2 separate regions of the Mus musculus genome follow, and region 2 is linked to region 1. Evidence: chromatin contacts called from ENCODE Hi-C or POLR2A ChIA-PET data. All regions are on one chromosome and are shown on one strand. The core of a region is the stretch at or near the end of the contact, and the rest is flanking DNA. Distances in the headings are between cores, read along the strand shown. Region 1 has its middle 3.5 kb from the start of Gm33724. Region 2 holds the start of Fzd7 (frizzled class receptor 7).

Region 1 (2,700 bases), core at 131-2,630:
TCACCATCACCAGGATGTGAGGCTGTTGAATCCATGGTCCACTGATGCTCAGAGTGTCCCTAGTAGGTGGTTACCCTTCACTCTGTAGAATCTCTATACATCCCTCATGGCTGTTGGGGGAAGGGTAATGTTTGGAATGTGCGTGGTCCACACACACCCACTACCCAGTTCATATGCTGGCTTCAATATGGTTTCGTCAATACGGTGGTGGGATGCCATGAGAGTAGTCTTCCTGAGTGGGACTGGTGGAGACCACGTACAGACAATTGTACAGACAATTCCACTAAGCTCCTCCCAACAGTGACCTAGCAACAGTGGAATCATCACCTACTGCCATTACTACCTACACCCACCAACCTGCCAGGTGCCAGTGACCTGGCATACCCTCAATACCCCACCCCACCCCTTCTTCTTCTTTTGATATCTCCCTCTCCCTCCCTTCTCACTCTCTTTCTCTCTCTATCCCCATATGTTCCCAGCCCACCTCTCTTTCTCTTTCTCTTTCTCTTTCTCTTTCTCTTTCTCTTTCTCTTTCTCTTTCTCTTTCTCTTTCTCTTTCTCTCTCTCTCTCTCTCTCTCTCTCTCTCTCTCTCCCTCTCCCTCTCCCTCTCCCTCTCCCTCTCCCTCTCCCTCTCCCTCTCCCTCTCTCTCTTTCTCTTTCTCTCTCTCCTTCTCTGTCCCCCACCTTCTCTGCCTCTACCCCTTTTCCAAGTCCTCACTCCCCTTCCCCCTTAATAAACTTTCCTTATATCGGATCTGTAATGGTGTGATTTCTCAAGTGGACACCTTGACATATGCCCGCCAGGTACCTCCTTACTCCAGCTGCTGCCGCATTTTATTTCATAACACAAACCACCAGTTTCTTGGCCTAGGATGCTGGTTGGAGTCTGAGCCCCGTTCCTGCCTGTGTTTTTGACTGGGTGCATGCCACGCTGGATCCCACTTTCCCATACCTTGTCTCAAAGGACCTTACTACATCCATTTCTTTGCACCACACCCCCCTCCAAACTGGCACACAATTTCTAGGAGGAAACTTCTAGAAGAACAAGAGTGTTTTTAATTCTAGCATCTCTGTGTGTGTGTGTGTGTGTGTGTGTGTGTGTGTGTTGAGGGTGCCTCTTGGGCACTTCCTAGGAGATAAAGATGATGTTCGTAGTGTTGACAGTCAAGGCAGCGAGAAACGGAAACATTAGGGACAGCCAGAACACAACTAAGTCAGACTGTAATTTGCTAAGCCCTATACCAAAATCCTTGCCAACCACACCATTGTTCTGTGCTTGCCTGGATTTCCATTCTAACTGAGCTGCTCAGTGAAGCCACACTGGGGCCTCCCCTAGATCCTGGGTTAGGCCATTAGCGATGCCAGCTCCCTTCACACCCACAAAGAGATGCTGCCTGGAGCTAAGACACAGGGATCCTCTGGAGGCTCCAGGCTGTCCAGAGAAGTTCTCGGCGGTCCCCACCCCTTGGACGGGTTTCCAAGCTTTAGACAGCTCACTTGTCAAAACACCTTGAAATAGTCAGGCTAGGTACAATATAAACATTCGTGTAGTTACAGGATAATAATTACACCCTCCATGTACATAACACCTTTCTCCCCCAGAGCAGCCGACTCCTGCATTATCTCATTAGTTCTCCCATCCCTGGGAGGCAGGGAGGACCCAGTGTGGTTGCCCACAGTTCACAGATGGGAGAGAGAAAAGGAAAGAAGGAAAGGAGGGAGAGAGGGAAGAAAGAGGGAAGGACCTGGCCCAGGGTCACACACTTAGTTACAGGGGTTAGGTGTGGTCTAGCTGGGGACTTGGGGAGAAAAATGGAAAAGCCTCCTCCACTGAGCACTTGAGAGATGGTGCCAGACAGACGGGACCAGGTTTCCTTTGCAGCAGCCTTCTGGGCTGGGAGTCTTCTGGTCCTCACTCTGCAGATGGGGAAAGTATGCACAGAGAAGTGCAGCTGCTTCCAAGGGCGCGTCAGAGGCAGGCCAGCTCCCGGCAGTCCTGAACAGCCAGCAGAACCTCAGCCAGCACCCGGAGCAACCGAGCAAGGCTAGGTAAACAAAGGCAGGGAAGGGGTTGGGCCCCCCTCTGGCCCACAGAGGTCAGAGGTAGCTGAGCAAAAGCTGCTCATTATGTAGCCTTATGGAATCCATAGAAAAGGCCCTAATTCACTGAGAGCTGCACCCCACCCCCATGCCTCTCCCCTCGCTGGTCGCGTTCTCGGGCTCATCCTTTTGACATAGGGACAATTACTGCCATTCATACCCACCCCGACCACCTGCCACCGGCTCATTCTCATGCTCATGGGGCTAAAGAGCAGGCACAAAACCGGCCAAACTGAGATTCCCACCAGACCCAGGAAGGGACCCCTGTGCACCCCCCCACCCCACCCCACCCCCACCCCTGCCAGAGCACAGGGGCAGGAGGCCTCCCTTTACAATTTCCGGGGTCCTGTGGGGACTGGAAAACTCAAGCTAGAGCTGGCAAGGAGGTTGCCTGGCCTGACTGCTCAAGGCATCTCAACTCTCTGGGAGGTCTGACCGGAAGTTACGCCTTTGCGATGCAAAGGCTTGGGTCCCAAGTTCTGACCCTCACAGAGTGTGTGGCTGGAGCTGGGGATTATATATTCAGAAATTCTGTGAACTGGTCGGTATCGGTCACACTGGAAGTTTGAAATGACCTCTGTCAGGACAATACCATGCGC
Region 2 (2,700 bases), core at 67-2,566, 60 kb after region 1:
TCAGCCAGGAAAAAAACGTTTAAAATGATTGCAGAGACAGATTCAACGATTCAACTTGTCACTTTCCTGCATGGGAATTCATAGTATTCATGATATTTCTTGCTGGCTCCTGTGAGAGGGCAGAGGCCCCTTAGTAACTTCTGACCGGTCGGGGCAATCAGACAACGCGCACGAGCGCCCAGTGCCTGGAGCGGGGTTAAGATTTGACCAAGAACAAAAGAAAGCTTGCCAATCAGAAAATGCTACCCCACAAGGAAAATAACCCCTCTTTGTGTCTCGAAAGCCCTTTAATTAGCAAATGCCCTGCTTTCTAACGCGCGTTAAAACATTTCTATGTAGATTCCAAATGGAAAGATCAAATGGTTGCTTCTGCAACGAAGAAGGGGTCCCTGAAGGCCACACACCTCAGAAAAAAAAAAGGAAAACGGGGCAACCGAAGGCGCTCTGTAAATCGTACAGAGTTCCGAGGCCCTCGGTCTCAGGTTACTTTCATAAGCATTCCCCCAGAGCTGCCTTGGAGTTAAAAAAAAAAAAAAAAAAAAAAAAGAGCCTCTTGGGCTCCCCAGGCTCCCAGCAGTATGTCCGGGAGGGGTGGCAGGCTCGTGTGTGCAGCGGATCCCCAGCTCTGGGCCTTCTCCTCCGAGGGTCTGCACTTCCTCCCGCCACAAGTCCGCCCCTCGGCCGACTCGGGTTTCTCCCTCCAGGATGCCCCCCTTTTTTGTAACTGGGGGAGGGAGAGGGAATTGTGCCTTCACGTGGTCGGTTGGGGTAGGGGAAGAAAAAACGATTCTTAGTCGCACCCCTTTCTCGACTCATACTGATGCTAACCAAAATTCTCCCGCCCTCGCCTGCCAGGCAAGGCTAACGTGACTCCGGGTCACGTCTTTCTGCCCTGGTGCTGTACTATTCTCAGCTTCTCCCCAAAGCCTTCGGCGAATGCCCCCTTTTGTTCGGAAATGTGTATTTTAGGGTACCCGGAAGAGGAACCAATCTTACAGGCAAGTTCCCTTTCTGGTGCGTTTTTTTCTCCCTTGAGCAAATTCTGGGTAAAAGTTTTTCCTAACTTTTCTCTCAGTCCCCCGCCCCTCCCCTCAGGAATCCGCCCAGAGCTCTTTAAGCACCGCCTTCCTTGTTTCCTCGGCCGCCCCTTCCGACTTCCACCCAATCGGAACAGGTCCACAGAGAAAACAAAGCGCGCTATTGGATGTCCAGAGGGCTCGGGGCCCGCCCCCGGAGTGGTTTGTGAATGGGGGGAGGGGAGGGGGCGGGGCGGCCCGCAGCCCTGCAAGCCCGACGCTTCTTCTAGCCACCAGTGCGGCTCCCAGGCGTTACTCCGCGCTCCTTCCCTGGCGGGCGGTGCTGGACGCGGAGAGTCGCGGGCTGGGACTGCGCGGGGCAGGAGAGGCCGGGTGCAGGCAGGCCGCGGGTGCAGGGGCCTCGGCGCTTCGGATTCCGTGCAACTCCGTTTCCAAAACCAGCTTGTCCAGCTCTTACCTCCCGAGCACCGATCAGACTCAAAGCGAGAACGAGCCATTTGACTTGAAACTTGGGGCCGACCTTCCTAGGACTGAAGGAGGCTCCAGAATCAGAAGAGGCGGCTGCAGTGGCCCGCGGGGCCTCAAGGAGAGAAGGCGGAGCAGCACCACCGAGGCGACGGCCGGGGCGAGCAGGCAGGGACGCAGGGCGCTGGCCTGGCGGAGGCCTGGCTCGGTTTAGGGGACGTGCGTATCGGCGTGCGCCCGGGGCTCGAGAAACTTGGGCAAACTTTGAAGGGTAACCGGAGAAGCTTGTTGCTCGTCGCCGCAGAGAAAGCCGCACCGTTACGTCTCGGCGGGGAGGGTAAGGCGACACCCCTTCCCTCGATCCCCCACTCCAGGCCCAGGAGTTTGAACCTCCGGCGGCTGCGTGAGTGCCACGCGGAGGCGGCTGCGGCGCCCCCTCGGCTGGCGGCCTCGCCCCCGCTGTGCAGGCACCCTAGCACCCTCGGCTCCGCGCCGCCCACGGCCCGGCCCCGGCGCCGGGAGGACTCTCATGCGCCGGGCGCGGCGGCGCCTCCCTGTATCCAAGCCTCTCCCCAGCGCCTCGTCTTTTTCCTCCAGCTGAGAACGCCGCTGCACTCGCGACCGGCGATGCGGGGCCCCGGCACGGCGGCGTCGCACTCGCCCCTGGGCCTCTGCGCCCTGGTGCTTGCTCTTCTGGGCGCGCTGCCCACGGACACCCGGGCTCAGCCATATCACGGCGAGAAAGGCATCTCGGTACCGGACCACGGCTTCTGCCAGCCCATCTCCATCCCGTTGTGCACGGATATCGCCTACAACCAGACCATCCTGCCCAACCTGCTGGGCCACACGAACCAAGAGGACGCGGGCCTCGAGGTGCACCAGTTCTACCCTCTGGTAAAGGTGCAGTGTTCTCCTGAGCTACGCTTCTTCTTATGCTCTATGTACGCACCCGTGTGCACCGTGCTCGACCAAGCCATTCCTCCGTGCCGTTCCTTGTGCGAGCGCGCCCGACAGGGCTGCGAGGCGCTCATGAACAAGTTCGGCTTCCAGTGGCCAGAGCGGTTGCGCTGCGAGAACTTCCCAGTGCACGGTGCCGGCGAGATCTGCGTGGGGCAGAACACGTCCGACGGCTCCGGGGGCGCGGGCGGCAGTCCCACCGCCTACCCTACTGCTCCCTACCTGCCAGACCCACCTTTCA

The links. A loop is a pair of places that touch in the nucleus more often than their neighbours do. ChIA-PET counts read pairs that join two places held with the same protein, here RNA polymerase II (POLR2A).
Region 2: POLR2A ChIA-PET joins it to region 1 with 52 read pairs in embryonic stem cell. The contact joins the promoter of Fzd7 here to the enhancer-like site in region 1. A Hi-C loop is called at or near these places in 1 of 37 maps with a recorded cell type or tissue (gastrocnemius). POLR2A ChIA-PET finds 5 or more read pairs at or near these places in 4 of 5 experiments (Patski and embryonic stem cell).

Annotation. Positions count from the first base shown.
Region 1 is chr1:59,421,114-59,423,813 of GRCm38, forward strand. No RefSeq gene overlaps it. Among named protein-coding and RNA genes, the nearest start is that of Gm33724, 3.5 kb to the left of the region's middle. Within about 2 kb of position 1,381, at least 2 of the 3 ENCODE cell types and tissues checked have a DNase peak (open chromatin) inside an H3K27ac peak, as active enhancers do; they include gastrocnemius, where a contact is called at or near this core.
Region 2 is chr1:59,480,831-59,483,530 of GRCm38, forward strand. Fzd7 (frizzled class receptor 7) reads left to right here and starts at 1,317. Exons shown (of 1, transcript NM_008057.3): 1 at 1,317-2,700. The coding sequence starts at 2,130.